Regions from separate parts of the Homo sapiens genome. Here region 2 is linked to region 1. Evidence: read pairs that join two places in POLR2A ChIA-PET (ENCODE). Cell type or tissue: MCF 10A. All regions are shown on one strand. Each heading gives the region's core, and the rest is flanking DNA. Links, peaks and the distances in the headings are about the cores only.

What was found. Peaks named below come from ENCODE experiments on the same cell type or tissue, not always from the same donor. Only the 100,000 strongest peaks of a DNase experiment are listed, where the experiment ranks them.
Region 2: POLR2A ChIA-PET joins it to region 1 with 10 read pairs; 2 of 35 experiments call an interaction of 5 or more read pairs at or near these places.

The regions. Positions count from the first base shown.
Region 1 is chr1:218,730,905-218,740,659 of GRCh38, forward strand. No RefSeq gene overlaps it. Among named protein-coding and RNA genes, the nearest start is that of LINC01710, 180 kb to the right of the region's middle. In MCF 10A, for the core only: no CTCF peak of the experiment used is centred there; no DNase peak of the experiment used is centred there.
Region 2 is chr1:218,870,640-218,880,394 of GRCh38, forward strand. It overlaps the pseudogene NXNP1. Among named protein-coding and RNA genes, the nearest start is that of LINC01710, 43 kb to the right of the region's middle. In MCF 10A, for the core only: no CTCF peak of the experiment used is centred there; DNase peaks (open chromatin) are centred at 3,842 and 7,922.

The sequences.
Region 1 (9,755 bases), core at 1,008-9,007:
GAATGACTTCTAGAACACGGAAGAATTCTCCACAGGAAAATTGTTGCTTTTTTGATCATTGAGAAAGTGGAGAGTCAAGAAGTCACCACCGGAACTACTGAATTTGTTTATCTAACAACACTAACTGTGAGCTAGGCATCAGGAAGTTATGGCTACCACTTCCACAACTAGTTCTTGGTAGTCATGAAACTGGTGACTGAATACTAGAACATTGACCATTAGCTGCTACATAAATGGCCTCTTGAAAGACATGAAACTAGGATCTGGACACTGAAACCCTGCTGCAGATTATACCCACAACTCCATGATCTTGCTCACTCACAGAAATCAACCAAAGCAGCAAGAAGATGGTGTTGGCCTTGCTTGTACATGGCAGATTCTATGTCACTGCAAATTTTTGGTGGAGCCTAGTCTATATCTACAGCTAACATCCAGATACAAGGGGGTATGCATGATGTTACTTCTAGTTGTATACTTTCTGAAGTATAGAAAAACTGATCAAAAAAAGGGGGGCTGGAAATGGATGCTAAGTCCAATTTGCCACATCCACTGTAACATCTGAGGATGTTTACCTCAAATGACATTAGAAATCTAAACTCATTATTTTTGTTTTCAAATACTGTTTTCCTCCTTTGTTCTACCTTAGTTAGTGGCACTAAGGTACATCTAGTTTTCAAGTAAAAAACCTAGAAGTTATCCTTGATTTCTCTTCTCTCCCTTTCCTGTATCACCCGGTATAACACAAAGATCTTTCTCTTACACCTCCTAAATCTTTCCACATGTGGCCTTTCTCTTTATTCTTATGGCCACTTTTGATTTCATACTCTCTTATTTTTCTCTGGGACTACTCCAACAATTTATTTATTTATTATTACATTTTTTTAAAGACTGATTCTTGCTATGTTGCTCGGGCTGATCTTGAACTCCTGGGCCCAAGCAATCCTCCCGCCTAAGCCCCCTGAGTAGTTGGAACTATAGATGTATGCCATTGTGCCTGGCTATTCCAATAATCTCTTATTTTAATGTGCCTCTCAGCCCCGTGGATCATCCATTCTGCAGCCAGAGAAATCGCTCTGAATGCCAATGTGATCATTTACATCTTTCCTGAAATAACTGCCGTGTCCATGTTTCCAGCAAGGAACATGTCTCCCATTCCCTTCCTCAACCAGTGCCTGAGTCCTTTTCCAGATTTATTCTCTGATGCTTAGTCTTCCTTATGCTTTGCACTCAGTCTTTTCTGAAATAATTGTAGCCACATCGAAAATGTCTGCCATCAATCTATCTATTCACCCATTTATTAAATATCTCATATTTATAAAATATCTAATATAGTCAGGGAAATGAAGACCAGTATTGCTTGGTAATTATCTACAAGGAGTTCACTGTTACAGTTTATAGTAAACAGAGGATGACAGTATAGTGTAATAAATAATTTCTCTATACAAGATTATTGGATGGGGTAGTCAGAAAAAGTTTTCTCACATTGTGACACCTAAGCTGAGTCTTGAGTGGTGAGTACCTGGTAACTCAATGAAGACAAAGGGAGGAAAGAATAAGGAAATAAACTCCAGATAGAGAAAGAAGGGTACACAAAGTTAGTGAGGCCAGAGAGAGCAAGGTTTTTTAGAGTTCAGATTGCTGATGAATATGGAGGAAGTGAGAAATTGTGTAAGTCACAGTTCTTCAGAAAAACAGAAACAATAGGATGTATATTAAAAAAATATTTATTTTAAGGAACTGGCTAATGTGGTTATAGTGGCTGGAAAGTCCAAAAATCTGCAAGGCGGGCTGGCAGGTGGCGACCCAGAGAAGAGTCAATATTGCAGTTGAAGTCTGAAGGCCATCTCTTGGCAGAATTCCTTCTTGCTTGAGGGAAGTCAATCTTTTGTTCTAGTGATGACTTTAACTGATTGAATGGGACCCACTCACATTATGGAGGGTAATCTGCTTTAGTCTGCCAATTTAAATGTAAATCTCATTCCAAAGCATTCCTCCCAGAAACCACCAGAATAATGTTTTACCAAGTGTGCTAAGCCAAATTGACGTATAAAATTAACCACCACAGGGATAAAACTGAACTCAAGGTAAGAAAGGCCAGATCATGAATGCCGTGCTTGGGAATTTGGACTTTGATTTTGAGGTCAGATGGAATCATCAAAGAGTTTTAAGCAAGGGGGTCACTTGGGCAGATCTACGACTACAAAAATTAGTTCTGCTAAGAGAGTAGAGGACGGAATGAAGTAATGATAAGGGTTACAGCAGAGAGGGACCTTCAGAAGAGGAGGGAGAGAAATCGGAAACTGAGAAATTAAACACAGGAGGCTCCTGCAGCAATCAATATAAGTAAGAAATCATGATGTTCATATACCTCTGCTGTATCAGCCTACTATATGTTTCCACCCATTGTCCAGTTGGAAAAATCCTATTTAGCTATCAAAACCTACTTGTGGTAAACAGAATTCCAAAATGACCCCAAAAAGTCACACCCTTATATAATCCCCTCCCACTGAGTGCTGGTGAGACCTGTGACTGTGAGAGGATATTACTCCTGTGATTACATTATTTCATATGGCAAAATGGGGGGGTTTACAGATATAATTAAAGTCTCTACTCAGCTGATTTTAAGTTAGTAGAAATGAAGATTTTCCGGGTCTGGCCTGACCTAATCAGGTGAGCCCTGAAATCAAGGTTGAAAAGTCAGAGATGGAAGCAGCAGCACCAAACCAGCAGCAGCAAACGTTTCACCCCTGGTCTTAAAGAAGCAAACTGCCATGTTTAGGAGAGGACCATTTGGCAAGAATTATGTGGCTAAAGGTCTCAATCCCATAATCACAAGGAACCGAATTCTGCCAACAAAGCCTCAGATGAGATTGCTGCCCTAGCCAACACGTTGACTATAGCTTTGTGAAGCCCCGAACAGAGGATCTAGCTAAGCCATGCCTGGATTTCTGAAATATTGAACTGTGAGATAATAAATGGGTATTGCTTTAGGCCATTGAGTCCAGGGCAATTTATTCTGCAGCAATAGAAGATCGACATACCTCCTTAAAATTTCTCTCTTCTGAGATCTTTGATTTACTTTTCTCCCTGAATGGAATTAGTTACTCTTCCTTCTGTACCACTACTATGAAGAGTAAATATTTATATTGTTGCATTTATCTTGTATTATTATGTATTTGTTTACGTTTATTTTCCACTAGACTCCCAGCTAAAATCATCTCTCTATCCTAGAGCTCTACCACAGTGAATAAAGCATAGCAGGTGCTCCTCAAATTAGGGAATTGAGTTGATCATAAAGATAATAAATATTTCCTAAATAACACTCAGGAAATTGAATCAAATCAAATACTAGCTTTATCTTTGGGATTTTTGGCCACTCTTTCAAGCATTACAGGTAAGATCTAAACAAGGAACACATCATATTAATTATGATAGAATTCTAGGAGCTTGTAGAAGTTTCTTAGAAAAACACAATCAACTTTCTAGAATGAACTATATATCCTTCGCAGAGTCAGGGACTGATTTAGTCACCACTAAAAATCCCTCTAATTATGCCACAAGGCATAATTTCCCAAGAATACAACTAACATAACAGAAAATAGCTTCTTGAGCTGGAAATGCAAGCTACCTCACATTTGGTAGCAGTTTATAGAGACATTTCCCCTTTTCGATGAGATGAGGTAGGTGGTGATAGGAATAGTGTCTGAGGAGAGTCCGGAAGAATATGAGTAGCTGGATTTAATCTGAACAAAAGAGAATTGTTTGCATCCCACATTTGGACTAGAAAATGAGAGGTGTAAGTGCCAACTGCCAAAAGCCATCATCTGGGATCTGGACATGTTTCAAGCTCCTCCAGATATCATTCAAAGCTATTTTAGCTCTATGAAGACAGGTCAAGATGGATACATTCAATATGCTGATTTGCCCACTCAAACAAGAATGAAAAGTTGAAGGAGTCATCTTATTAACTCACACTAATTCTAATCATGGAAATAGTAGTGGTAATGATGCTTTCTGATACTGAGGTTAAAGGAGAATTAGACCATAAGTAAGTCAAATGCCAAAAAAAAAAAAAAAAAAACTATTCGGATTTTATAATTCCCCTATTGCCCATCCTGCCTAATGAAACACAAAATATGAAAGGAGGAAAAAAAAAGTTCTGCATTATATTCAGTGACTAGATGTTTGAGCAAATGAAATTTACACATTAAATTAGCTGGTGAACTTCTCTAGAAGCTACAGGAGAGGAGCACCATGGTTTACAGGCCTCACTCTGCATCCCTAGCACCAAGCACAATGCTTGGCAAATTGTAGGCAATCAATAAATATTTGATGACTGACTTTCCAGGAAAACATACTAAAGCAGAAAATAATAGCAAAATCTTAACTAAATGAAATTACTAAAATCTACAGCTGGCAAAACTCTTCTCCCTCCCTTTTTCAGGAGATTAATTGCTGTACTTAACATTTGTAAAGTATTTCTGACACATCAAAATGGCCAGAGGGGAATTCATACTGAAAATCTAATTCGTTATTATTAATAAATTGCTTTGTGGTCCCAGCTATTCCCTAGGGATGCAGATATGGGAAAGAAAGGGAAACTCACTTTTAATATTTTTCTCAATGTCTTAATTTGGGAAAACTCTGAGGTTTTTTTTTGGTGGTTCATTCTGAGGTCTGGGCAAAGGTTCAAGCCCATTCCTGAGTTATCTAAACTGATTCATCCTCCCCCATCCAAAGCCAACAATTGCAGAGGTTTGCAACAGTACTATGCCCTAACTACTTAGTGCTGAGAGGTTTTTAATCTTTTTCTTGTTGGTCTCCTTATCTTCTGGTGCTTCTCTGTCTCATCCCCTTTTCCAGAGGCTCCCAACATAATCAGCATCTCCTACAGCTGATGACAGACACAAGGAGCAGATGAACTAAAAGGTTAATGGAAGGGGAATGGTAAATCCAGCCTGACCTAAAGAAAGAAAAGGCCACTGGAAATTTAGCTGGGTTACAAGTGAGCAGAGATAGCTAAAAGAGACTTTAAAGAGCTTAGAACTGGAGTCAGAAAAAGGCATTCAACAGGTCAGCTGGTCATTCTGTCAGCCCCAAGTAAATTTATTGTCTTGGAAAATTAAAAAATATATGTATTTTATATATTGAAATTTCCCGAAGAGCCAATACATTCACACAATACATTCCAGTAGCTTGCCAACTTCTTCTCCTGGAAAATTCTTCCAAATTCTTATGATCATGTGTTAGTGTTTCCTTTCCAGCACCCATCCTCTCTTATTGTGACAAGATCGCCCATATTTGATTGTGGAGAATGATTTCTCTGCCATTGAGCACTACATTGATGAGACTCTGAATCAGGATATGCAAGGCTGAGCAAGTGACCTACAGTGATACTACTGGGCTTTTCCTCTTAGGGCTTTGAAAACGGAGTGAAACAAAAATGAAATAAAAATGATTTGTGCTATCTCAACACAGTGGTGGTGCCCAGAGAACTTTAGCAATAGTTTTTGCTACATAGAATCTCAGAGTTGGACTATATTTTTTTGTCCTTTTTGAGTTTGTTTATTTGGTGTTCTCTCCAGTAGATGGATGTCCTACTTCCTATCCTTCCAACAAATTTTCTTTTGCTTTTAACTTAGAGTTAGTCTCCATCGCTTGCCACAAAGAAACTATAGGAGACAAATACTCAGCCTATTCTTATGTGGTATTCTTTCAAGGAAATATATGATGACTGATAACATAGGTTTATGATAAGTTCTCAGACAACAAGATGGAGCAGGCGAAAGAGTCTAGAACTAAACAATAGCATTCTAGTTCAAACTGTTTACTCCGCAGTCCTGTACCATTACAAATCTTTCAAAGTGTTATGACTGCAGCAGGTAAAACTTCGCTCTAGCTGCACTTGTGGTTCTAGCTGGAAAAATGAATTCTATATAGACTGGTAACTAAGTGTGATTCCAGTGCTAAGCCTGGTCTCTTTCAATGGTGGAAACAACAAGCTCACTTCTGAAAGAAGAAAAGGTTCAAAAATTTTCTTTGAGTTACAAACAAGCTCCAGCTACATGGACATGAATTATCATGCCTGGATCTCTAACTGCTTAGCTTTTGTCATCCCCTAGAGTCAGGGCATGACATAATTGTGGAACTTCCTGAATTCTTAACAATTAGTATGAAGAAATTGGGGGCAACCATATTAAATATATTGGGCTCAGCGAGAGAGAACACTATAGCCTGTGGTCTTCTAGAAAGGTTTTGTGGACAAGGTGGGATTTGCTTTGGACCTTGAATGATGAATAGCATTTGAAAAGAATAAAGTGGTAAGGCCTTTCAGGCATGAGAAATGAGATGAGTAAAGGCATTCAGGTAGAAAAGCACAAGGCGCATCTGGAGGACAGTGTTTAGGACAATAAAAGTATGTTTCAGTTGGATGGTGGAGAACCTTGAAAAACCAGCTAAGGGGTTTCAGTTTTACCAACCAGGGTCTTGATGGAGTATAAAAGAAATGTGGTGAAATGATGGATAGAAAGGCCAATCTAGGGTGGGATACAGGAGAGGAAAGCTTGGAGAAACTAAAGGTAAAGACACTTGAGAACTATGGGTAAAGGTTTAGAGGAAAAATATTATAACCCCATGATATAATTTTTGATCGCCACTTGTTTTGTTACCACGTTCCTGGCATCAATTAGTTTTCTAATGGCTCCCATTGCTTCTGTAAGGAGATTATAGGAACTTTTCAGTTAACTAAAGATCCTAATGGGTTAGATCTAAATAATCAGTTTTGCTTGGCCTGTATTGAGTCACAGATAAATCCTGGGTGCCACAGTAAATGCCAAGCCAGCCCAATGCACCCATTCCTGCCATTTACATTGGGGCAATGAGGATTTATTTACCTTTTGCTACGCTTTATTGCTCTTTTCTTCTGCCATTCAAAAATATATTCAGCAAAACTGCTAAATCTCTTTGGGTGCTAACTTAGCTTTTCTTGGCCAGGTATCAGAAATTTAGGCCAAATATTCTTACAAGTCTTTAGTGTACCAATGAAGAGGAAAATAAATTTTGTCGTGCTTGTGATCCTCAATCAGTCAGTATTGACTGACTAGGGTGCTGAGGTAAGAAGAATTGTAAGAGTCTGTCTGGGCTCAGTGGGAAAGAGTCATGATTGATTAGGAGGAACATCCACGGGTGAGGAGATGCCACTCTGATCCAGAGACTCAGGTAGCAGGGCTACACTTACACTAGGTAAAGCATGATTTCCTTCACAATATAGTAGTAGGTCTCAGGAAAGCCCTAGTGTTTCCAAGGGTCCATTCAAATAATCCCAAGAGATCTTAAAGTTGAACTAATTCATTTAAAGCATAAAGAACTTAACATTCTTTTCTGCTGTGTGTGTGAGGGGCAGAGGATAAGATCCAAGGGTCTGAGGAGGAAAACAGAATCATTATCTTGGAGATTAAAATGAAAATGGAATTGCTTTGCAAATGGTTTTTTAATACAATGATCATCTTTTCTAAACCAACAAATGGAGACACTATATAACAAGGAATTCTTTGTAACTTAAAAAAACAATTATATTAACATTTTTTAAAACTATAGTTAATAAGTTTCATTTACTTATGAAAATAAATGATATGAAGTTGAGACTGTCCCTGAAATTCAAAATATCTACTTAACAAATTTCAAAGTACTAGACATAGTATAGTGTACATAGTATTATTACCATTTGACTTGGATTTGTAAGGCATATAAAGATTTTCCTGCCCATTGGTTGTTATTTTGATAGATACTCTGGTTTATACTTTAGAATTCTGAAGTCATCACATAAAGCCTATAGTTTAAATGAAACTGCATGTGGCCAGATGTAAGTAATCAATGATAAAAATGTGTTTAACTTTAAAAAACACCAATATTATAAATCTTGTAAATCTTTATAAAGCAGACTGATTGGAATTGGAGACTCATATGATGAAAACTATGAATTTTTATAAAAAGGATATTTTCTTCTTTATAGGTTAAGTTACATTTCAATGATTATTTTCTTGATACAGGATTTTGGATGAGAAAGAGTGAAAAGGATATTATACACATTGAAATCAATCAGAAATTGGGTAAAAGGATCCTTACAAAAATAAAATAATCCTTTGTTAGTTTTGGTTCAAGTTGTAAATATTTGATTAATAAAGGACATGTATCTATTCTAATAATTCAACCACAAGTCTCAGGTATAGTCATTGTGGTAATCTGATTCTTGAAGTCCACTCCATAAGTAATATTAAATTGGGAAATTTTCATCACAATCACATAGAATAAGAAAATATTTCATAAAATTTATCATCATCATCATCATGAAACATTTATTGATCATCTACAATGGTCAAGAATCTCTATTAGCACTCAGATAAACAAGGGCCTGTATTCATAAGTGCCTAGTTTATAAAATGGCAAACATGTACTACTAAAATAAATTAGTTTGGAAATAATAGGAAGGGAAGCAGTACCATAACCCTCAAACAAACATTAGCCCAATAGCGAATTAACTGAAATACTTCTTTTAAAATGATATATACTATTCAGTCATGTTAAAGGAAGTCCAAAATGTTCTTTTCTATGATGCACTAGTTGGGTCAGTTGGTTTTGTTATTTGACACCCCCTTGGCTTGGATTCCACGCTCTCCACCCTCTTTCCACTCCTCCCCTTGCCCAGCTGGTGTCTGCGTGTGGGGCTGAGGGGAGGCTATTGCACAACACCACACAGCAAGAAAGGGACAGACTCTGGCAACGGGGACCCCAGAGATTCAAACCAGCTGCTTTAAAAGGCATCTCTCAATGTCCCCACCCTGCCCCTGACAAAATCACAGTGATCTTGGAAAAGTTACAAGATCAACTTGCCTATTTGTGCAGATGTATCCAATGTAGACATCACAGCCTGTAGTAAAAAGAGGAAACCATTAGGTGTTAAGACCAGCTCCTTCACTACAGTGTTCTGTGATGCACCTTATGAAACTCTTTCTGCTCTTTAACTCAAAAATGGACCCTCCCCCACCAAAAAAAGGACACAACTATTCCCATTTCTGGAGGACACTGTGAGAACACTCCAAGAATATGAAGTAGGTAAGAACACATTAGACATTGCCATTGTCATGAAGAAAAAAATAAAAAATAATAAAAGTTATAAATACTTTGTAGTGAGATATTTTGAATTCCAGGAAACATTTAAAACAAAGTTTTATAGGCTGAATGTGGTGCTAGAAATGTGACCATGTAAAATGAGAAACTCTGCTTATTCTTATTGAGGCGCCTGATTAAATAATCATTAAATCTGTGTGTGCTTGGCAGATTTCAGATCACATTCTCATGCATCTCTCATTGGGTGCACAGAAGCCACATGTAGCGAGCTGGGCAGCCAGCATAATCGCCACCTTGTAAATGAAAACACTGAAGTTCAGAGAGTCTTGGTGGTGTGACACAGCCCAGGACTACCAGATTTAGAATTAAAGCATGAAAGGTGTGACTACGGAAGTGACTTTGAGGATAGATTTTTACGCTAAGGAATATTCTTGAAGGTTCTTTCTGGCATTTCACCAAGATGAATCTGTAAGCAACCCCAAGTAAGGAGGCTCATTTCAGGATTGGTCATTGCTCCTTACAATGCTTCTTAAAAAGTCAGGATGCCAAATATGTCTGTAAACATGAACTTCATAAGGATATACACTTAAAAAGAACCAAAGAAACGGAAGCTACAAAGATGTTAAGTG
Region 2 (9,755 bases), core at 532-8,531, 140 kb after region 1:
TTTACTTCTTGGCTCTCTTTTTTCTTTCATTTGTGTATGTGCCTATTTTTATGCCAGTTCAATGCTGTGTTGATTACAATAACCTTGCAGTATATTTTGAAGTGAGGTTGTGTGATGCCTCCAGCTTTGTTCTTTTTGCTCAATATTACTTTGGCTATTCAGGTATTTTTTATGGTTCCGTTAGAATGTTAGTTTTTTTTTTCTATTTCTGTGAAAAATATCATTCAAATTTTGATAAGAATTGCCTTAATTTTGTACATTGTTTTGGATAGTATGGGCATTTTAACAATATTAATTCTTCCAATTCATGAATGTGGGATATTTTCCTGTTTATTTATATTTTCTTCCATTTTTATTCTTCATTTATTTTGTTTTATAATTTTCAGTGTACAAATCCTTCATCTCCTTGGTGAAATTTATTGCTAAGATTTTATTATTTTTTGTAACTTTTGTTAATGGATTGTTTTCTTGATTTTTTTGGATAGTTCATTTTTATGTATGGAAATACTACTAATTTTTGTATGTCAATTTGGTAGTCTAAAACTTTATTAGTTTTAATGGCTTTCTGATGGCATCTTTAGGATTTTCTATATATAAAATCATGTTACCTGTAAACACAGACAATTTAGCTTTTTTCTTTTCAATTCAGATGTCTTCTATTTCTTTCTCTTGCCTAATTGCTCTGGCTAGGACTTCCAATAGTATGTTAAATAGAAGTGGTGAGAGTGGGCATCCCTATCTTGTTCCTGATGTTGAAGAAAACCTTTCAACTTTTCCCCATTGAGTATGAGGTTAGCTGTGCGTTTGTTATATACGGCCATTATTGCATTGAGGTACATTCCTTCCATACCTAATTTGTTGAGAGCTTTTATCATGAAACAATGTTGAGTTTTGTCAAATGCATTTTCTGTGTCTGTTGAGATGATCATCAAGTGTTTGTCTTTCATTCTGTTAATGTGGTGTATCACATTTACTAATTTGTGTATATTGATCCGTCCTTGCATCCGTGGGATAAATCCCACTTGATTATGATACGTGATCCTTTTAATGTGCTATTCAATACAGTTTGCTAGTATTTTCTTGAAGATTTCTACATGTATGTTCATGAGAGATACTCTCCTGTAATTTTCTTTTCTAGTAATGGCCTTGTCTGGCTTTTCTATCAGAGTACTGCTAGACTTATAAAATGAGTTTGAAAGTATACCCTCCTCTACATTACTTCCTGAGATTTTCTTTAAAGTAAACCACATCTAACTTAATTTCTTTTGTAACCATTTACTTTTTATGAGCATTTGAAATATGTTTACTATATATCCAAATCAAGAAGGATAAAACAAAGACTGGGTTTTCAAACAATGCTGTATACTTAGCCTCTTCATTTTTTCATCCTTTTCCATGTCTTTTATCAAAAGAGGATGCATGTCTTCTCACAATCTTACCTCCTTTAGAAACAATTAACGACCTTGTTTATATAAGGGCATTCACTGGCCATGATAATTGACATCTAAGAGCTGCTTTCGACCCAGCTGTTTACCTCAACCGTGCACTGCTCTTAACCACCACACTAAATTACAGTGAATCTTGCATCTTATACCGAGGTATGGAAGCTTCATGTTAAGAATGACAGACTGACCACATAAAAAGAGCCTGCTTCCTTGACACTTCAAAACTGCCTTTATCAGCCATGGACTGCTTACCCTCTGACAGTTAAGGGAGAAAGAAATACACTTTTAATATAGAAGATGCAGTACATTTAACAAAGATATTTTAGCTACTGTTTCATTTTATTTGTTGTTACAGCATCTGAAACCTATGTCCTAATCAATAAACAAATGGAATGAGGTCTTGAAATAGTACAGAAAAGGAAGTTTCATCCTTTTATGTGAAATAGGACTACATGTACACTTCTCAACATGTGACCTGAAGTTCATATCTGCTGCATAAAAGTATAATTTAAAATTCTGGTAATTGCTAATATGGAAAAGATCAAGATATTGCAATAAAGGATAAAAAAAGGTAGATAGTTTTCTTAAATATGGTGATCTGAGAGAACTTCTCTGAAGAAGGGATGTCTAATCAGTGATATGAAAGGTAGCCAGGAGCTGGCCATGTGAAGAGAAAGGAGAACAACCTTCAAGGTGAACATCCTGGAGGAGATAAAATTTTAGATTGTGAGAGAAGCTAAAAGAATTCCAAGTGACTAGACTTTGCAGGCTTTTGGAAAAGGAGCCTGAGATAAGGTGGTGAGCTAGGCTGGGGCCAGAGTGTGCAGGATCTTGCAGGCCAAGGTTAGGAGTATGGATTTTGTTCTTGATGCAATGATAAGCTATTGAAGGATTTAAAATAAGGGAATGGTGTGGTTTAAGTAGTGTTTTTTCAAAATGGTTTTGGTTGATGTGTAGAGGGTAAATTGAAGAGAGAAGGGTAAGAATGGAAGCAGCAGGAGCAGTTTAAAGGCTATCACAGAGCCCAGGAGCAAACTCATGCTGACGATGCAGAAAAAGAGAGAGAAATTGAATGATTTGATGGGTACTGAGATACATTTTGAAGGGAGTTTGGATAAGACTTGCTGAAGCACTGGATTTGAGGAATACAGAAGAAAGGAAATAAGAATTCTATTTTGAATATATTAAGGATAAGATGATTGTGAGATGTTTTATAAGTCAATTTATGCTTCTGTAACAATCCCCAAATTTCAGTGATTTATTTTATTTCTTATTTCTTACTCACCCAACAGACGTCCATGGATTTTCCTGGTGACTTAATTCTCTTGGAAAGCTCTTCTCCAAGTGGTGGCATATGGACTTGGGATCTTTCTATCTGTGACTTTGCCTTTCTCTAAGTCCTTGGGTTTTGTTTCGGGTTTTGGTTTTCTCTCCATTCAGCTTGTTAGTGAGTAAAGAGCATGTGCAGGCAGGGAGGATTGTGCTGAATATTTTAATAGGCCAGTTCAGGCAGTGGCATGCATGATGTCTACCATTCACATTGACCAAACTCAATCACGTGGCCCACTTCAACTGCAAGAGAGGCTGGGAAGTGTAGTCTACCTATGTGCCCAGGATCAGAGGGAAAGGGTGTAGCAGCTTTCCATCATATTCAATGGCAATATAAAATGGTCTCCCAAATATATTTGAACAAAAAAGAAGAAACAAATGTTTATTGAATCCCACTTCCAATAATCTAACCTAAGCATCTCAGGGATTATAAAGATGAACACTCCTTCTGTGTTACCCACAAAAGGCTGTGTAATTTAATTGTAAAAAGAAGATACTGTGTAGATATTTGAAAAGTTGCAAATGAAAACAATGGGATATGCCAAAGAGAAATAAATAATTACCAAATAAATCATATAATCAGGCATCACACATTCAAGGGAGGGAAATTCACCACAGTCTAAAGGGAGTTACAGAAGTTTCCAAAATGAGCAAAAGTTTTATGTGGGTTATGAAAAATATGTCAGAGTAGACCAGGAAACAAGGGCAAAAGAGACTTTTTTTAGGCAGAGAGAAATCCATTATTAAAAATGAATTTTTCCCTATTTAAAATAACTGCCTTTTTGTCATTATCAGCACTCTTAGAAACAGCAAATTTAAATAGGCTGAATAATTATTTAGTAATCAGCTATTAAATAACTATAATCAAAATGATATTTATGTGGCTTAATGTAAAGTTTCTCTTTCCAAATATGCTTGTGCATATAGGCGCAGTCTCAACTGCTAAACAAAGAGTGGGCTCATTCAAACTTTGAACTCAAATCTATGACTCACTTTCTGTGGTCTCAGTTTCCTGCTTTACACAATAGAGGAATAAGATGTCAGGGCTGTCTAGGGGATCCAGATAATTGTCAGTTGGCTAGGAGAGTTTCTACATGTTTTATATACACAGAGATGATTATATGACGATCAGGAGGAAGGTTGAGCAACTAGCAACAGAGTCAAGAAGTGGGAATGTGAGATGATTTGTCTTTTTACACGCACAGAAATAACTTATTTAAATTGCTATGCCTGTCATTGGGTTCGGGCCTTTGGATCTAGCAATCAAGCCTGGAAGATGGAGCCAGGCTTGTAGAGAACCATCATGATTCACTTCTTGCAGACAGCCTTTGGCTATATACGAAATAGATTGATGATGATTATAATGTTAATAATAATAATAATAATTTGCGCTTACTTAGTAGCTTTCATGCTATATTTTCAAAGATGTTGTAAACATTAACTAATGAAGCCCTACAGCAACTCATAAGGTAGCTATTACCTGTATTGTGCAAATAAATAACCACGGCCAGCAAAGGTTAAATGGGAAGCCTGAAGTCATATAGTAATTCAAAGCCAGGGAAACAGAGATTGATTTCTAACCACAATGTTGGCTCCTTGACGTCTAGACCACTGTCCTTTCCTTGGCAAAGGAAGCTAACAGTTTGTAGAGCAGAAAATGGGTTATGAGGGAAAGAGCAGAAGTCTGAGGTTTAGGAGTATGCACAGGAGCTGGGTTAGAATTTCCCAGAATCAGTAATCCAATAGGGACATACTTGAAACACTGTTCCGCCAGAGCTAGCTTCCTACACAGGCGCTCGGCCGCCCTCACGGAGTCTCACGGCAGTGATCCGGGGACATGTTTGGCTTCTTTACCAGAATACAGGCAACTTACAGGTAGAAAAGAGGCTATTTCCTTGAATTCCTTAACATTTAACACAGTGCCTGGCATATCCGAGATATAATAAATAGATATGATGTAATAAATACTTTTTGAATAAATAAATGAATATGTAAAACACTTTTGTAAACTTAGTCTGAGTATAGAAAAAAATCACTGTAAAATGAAATAATTCCAAAAAGCGATGAAATTACTGACTGAATTGAAAGAAAAGGAACCTTCATGTAGAAACCTGAAACATTAACGTTGGTGGAAAATACTGGGCTTGAAAGACAGGCCAGCATTTGCTCTGACAATTGGCTACTCTACTATCTTCAGTTTACTCATTTGTAAAAGGTAAGTATAATAACAATGCCAGCCTCAGAGAATTGTCACAAGAATCAGATGCGACAGTATGTGCAGATCACCTATCATTAGATCACACCAAGTCCAAAATACATATTTGTGTTCTTTCCTCCTTTGAAAAGCAATCGTATCTCTAAACCTTAATAGTTGTAAATGTTTAAAATTAATATTCTTGCTTCTATGTAGAAAAAGCTATTTTCATATGGACAACGCTTTCTTAGCAAGGCAAAAGGAGGGAAATATTGAAACAGTTTTCTCCCTAATGCTATGTGAGAAAGAAAAGACTAAAGCACAACTAGCATTCCATTTAAGCTGCACCGTCTTAAGAAACACCACATAAATGAGCAAGTTGGAGGTTAGCTAATTTATCTGATACAAACACTCCCAAATTAATTTAAGGACCTCATGTATCTAATACAGTAAAGACAGTGGATTTTTTTTTTTTTTTTGCAGCCTCTAGAAAGTTTCACTTTAGGTAATAGTTTATACCTTTAATTTATGTTGAGCTAGTTTGGTATCCTTAGCTTTCTCTCCTTAGTTATCATGTCCCTAAATGGACTAGGGATTCCTGAGAGAGTAACGAAGGATGAACAGGGAGGGCATGGAGGCAGATGCTGAGAAAGCTCCCTGGAAAGCTTAGTTCAGGAATCTAGGAGATAAATTTATATGTTGCCTGATAGTTCTAGCTCTGAAAAAATTAGGAAAACAAAGTATAATTGGGGTTACACCTTAGATTTCTACAACGTAAATTAGTTATCATCTTTATGAGTTGATTAACACTGCAATATTTCTCTGGGTTTAACACAAATATACTGTGAGATCACTCTTAAGCTGAGCCACCCACAATGTATTAGTGTGTTTGGCTCTATTAAAAGCTTAGCAAAGAAGCAATAAAAACTTAGTTTTAAGTGGTGAACAGACATAATTTTATATCTGTCATTACCATTAAGACACACCAATGTGTAATTGAGGGAAATGAATGTTACAACAGAGCAATTATGTTTTTGATACATCCTCAATTCATCAAATGATTGTATCACACTAACAAATTTCTCTTGCTTGAAGTAATAATATTCCATTTGTAAGTCTGTTACTCTGTCAGATAACATATAAACTTGTTAATAGTTGTTAAATATAAAGGAAATAGACAGTTTAAATCAGAACACCAAGCAAATATAGTCTTTTTCTTGAAGCCAAATTGGTTCACACACCCATGCCCTTCATTAATTCTGTTGATCAGCATGATTCAAATTCAGTTTTTGAAATTTAGAATTGCAACTTAATTGATACTTGCAACTATTCTCATTTCTTATTACACATGTTCAGCCTTAGCATGGATTTGAAGTTAACATTAATAAATTTAAAATGCCTGCATTTACTGTTCTCATTTTTTCCTCTCTCTTATCTTCCTAGTGATTATATTTATCATGAAGGATCAGGCACAAGAATCAAGCTCTTACAAATATACTTTGATCTCACAGAATCAAAATACATAAAATCACAAAATACATAAAATTTGTTTTTAAAAATTAATATGAAAACAAGTGAGTTTAAGAAAATACAGAGGAAATCGAATTAGCTCAATAGTTAAATTATATACTTTTTTCTGAAAAATTTACTAAAATATTTCTAAAAAGCAACCTACCACATTCTTCTGTAGTGTTTTTAATACCTTCCCTGTTCACCAGCATACACATCTATATAACAATTCTCATTCAAATACAGTGCATCTATTTGCAAATAATATAATGGTTTAGAGATGTATTAAGAGTACTAAAGCAATTCAACACGAACTATACTTTAGACATGCTTTCAACATATTTGAAAACAAGTTTGTTAGAATGAAGACATAAGTAATCAGAATAATATGTTAAATAATAACCATGATTGACAGAAGTATTAGTTTTTGAGAACTTTGCTTTAATGACTTTTGAGAAATGTTGACCTAAATGTTTCAAATATTATTAATGGTCCTAAATGATTTCTGCGTCCATCAAGTCATTTGCAACTGTGACTATTTCCACAGCTGAGCTGCTGTTCTGAGCATACCCTAAGCTGAATGGCACACATTATTTTCAACTTGACGATGGCTGCATTTTAGTATTTTTGTTGATGATCTTGTCTTGCTGTTTCTCTTACATATAGTTTGCAGGTATCATTTAGAAACTCGTTCAGAAATGTAAATGTGTCAAGTATATGCGCTATAGTGAGTATTTAAAAAGGTTTCTTCTCTGTCATTGGTGTCAAATACTGTTCATTGAAGTAGGTTACCTGGGAAAACGTTGACCATTTTGTACAGACTATTTAGGGCACTTTTGCCTAAAGACAAGAGGATGGGCTAAACCAATTGCTCAGCTTTCTTCTGGTACTATGAGCTTCCAAAACAATGACTTTTGTCGGCATCTTTTTTCCTTCCAATTTGCAGATTTTTGGTGGCATTTCTTTTCCTGGGTTATTGAATTATTGGTGATATTTGATATAGACTAGGAGTGAGTCTGCTTTGAAACACTTTGAAATGTTTTTAAACTTGCTCTGAATTCTATTAAATGTATTTACATGTGGTTTGCATGTGAAATGTGTACATCTGTTTGAGAAAAAAACTCTTAGGTGGAAAATGAGCAGGGAATAATAAGAAAGCTTTTCTAAAATCCTTCCTAAGCTTCACATGCCAAATCCAATTAATTCATTTTTGATGGGTCATGTAGGAAATTTAAGTTACACAAACAATGAAATAGAGTTTGTTTTCACAACAGCAAGTATGATTACATTAAATGTTTCTACTTGGAATAATATATAAGAATATTAGTGGTTTCATTGATTCGAAACCCAAGTTGATTATATTACTCCTTTTATGAGAGATTTATTCTTAAATGGGAAATGAACACACAGATCAGAAAGTCATTGTCTGAAAAGAAAGTGTGACTCAGCATTTCCTTGGATAATATCCTTGACTTTCAGGGCCTCTGTTACCTCATATAAAAGGCTTTGCTATCACTATACAACCTCCAACCTCTCTTCTAGCTTGAAATACTGTGATTCCAAATGTACTCCTGGGAAAATTAAAAAATAAAGTCATGCACTACTTACTACTAAGCATTCAGAATTTTTTTATATGAATGACAGAATTCACCAAAATAGTTTTTCAAGGAAAAGGAGCTAAATAATCAATAATGAGAAAAAGGTCAGCATGATGTTAATACAAAATGTTTACTTATTTATTTATTATTTATTTTTTCTAACTTTTTTTTTTTTTTTTGAGACAAGGTCTCACTCTGTTGCCTAGGCTGGAGTGCAGTGGTGAGAGCATGACTCACTGCAGCCCCAACCTCCTGGATTCAAGCAATCCTCCTGCCTCAGCCTCCCAAGTAGCTGGGAACACAGGCACACGCCACCATGTGGAGAAAATTTATTAATTTTCTGTAGAGATGGGGTTTCCCCATGTTACCCAGGCTGGTCTTCAACTCCTGGGCTCAGGCAATTCTCCCACTTCAGCCTCCCAAAGTGCTGGGATTGCAGGCATGAGCCACCACTGTGCCCAACCCAAAATATTTAATTGCCATAAAAAAATCATCTAAAGGCTGTGTTGGAAGCTTGTGATTTTTGTGACGATGTTCACTTATTTTTGGCATTTCTCAAATGATCAGTTTACAGTAATTTTCCCCTACTACCCAGGGGTGGCAAAGTGATACAGCTTCCCTTTTTCTCTAAGGTATTTTTTGGAGCAGGCAATCAGAAAAAAAGGAAATGGATCCTACTGCCTCTCCAGAAAGACCATGATCTGTTGTCACTGGTTTGTTCATCCTGTCATCTCTATCCTGAGCCTATCCTGTCACCTCTATCCTCACTACTCAAGGGTCTGGGAGAGGGATGGCTGCAGTGATGTAGGGAGATGGTCACATGCCTTTCATCTCAAACTTCTTATCCTGCCAGTTTCCCTACCCCTGGACATGATAAAGTCCCTTCATTGAAATAACAGCTAGATCTCAAAACCAGCACATTGAGGATGAATGGAGGTTGTATTTTTATAGATTGCTATCTAGCACCATACAAGGAAAAAAGTCTTACACACTTAAGCCTTCAAAAAGACAGACTCAAAAGGGAAGATCCTGAGTTGCTTCCTAGTTTCCAGATTTCTTTCTCTCTTGATCCCTTATTTACCCAAAGACCCTTGAAGGCCTCTAGTCTTGTGCACACCCTCCTTTACCCCCAATTAGGAAACCCCTGAGGGTTTTTCTCCTCTTGTCCTCTGAATTTTGACAGCCAACCTAGTACTTCAGCCTTTACTTAAATGTTAATGAAAGTTCTCTTTAGCTTGGACACTACTAATTCTCTCTTTTTTTTTTTCTTTTGGTTGATAATGTCCAAAGATGCCTGCTTTATTTCCTGTTAGGTGATTGCATTTCAGGCTGATAACATCAAATAACAATCTAATTACCAACTCATTTTGTGCCTCTGAACTACAAACCAATAATCCGATGTGGCAGGGTATAACAATGTCAACAGCTTGTGAGGGGCTGGGTTTTCCAAATAAATGATTTGGATGGGCAGAGTGCTGAGTGGAGTTGAGGGTAATCTCCAGGATTGTTTAAAGACCTTGACACCTGATTAAGTGAGGCCAAAGCCCTATGAGTCCCTAGGCCAAAGCCCTCCACCCCAAATCCTAAGAGCATAGTTGTTGCTTCTCTTTTGGTGAACTATTATTTTAGCTTTCGGTGAAAGACCTGCCAGGGCGTTCTTCCGCAGAGTGAGCATGAAGG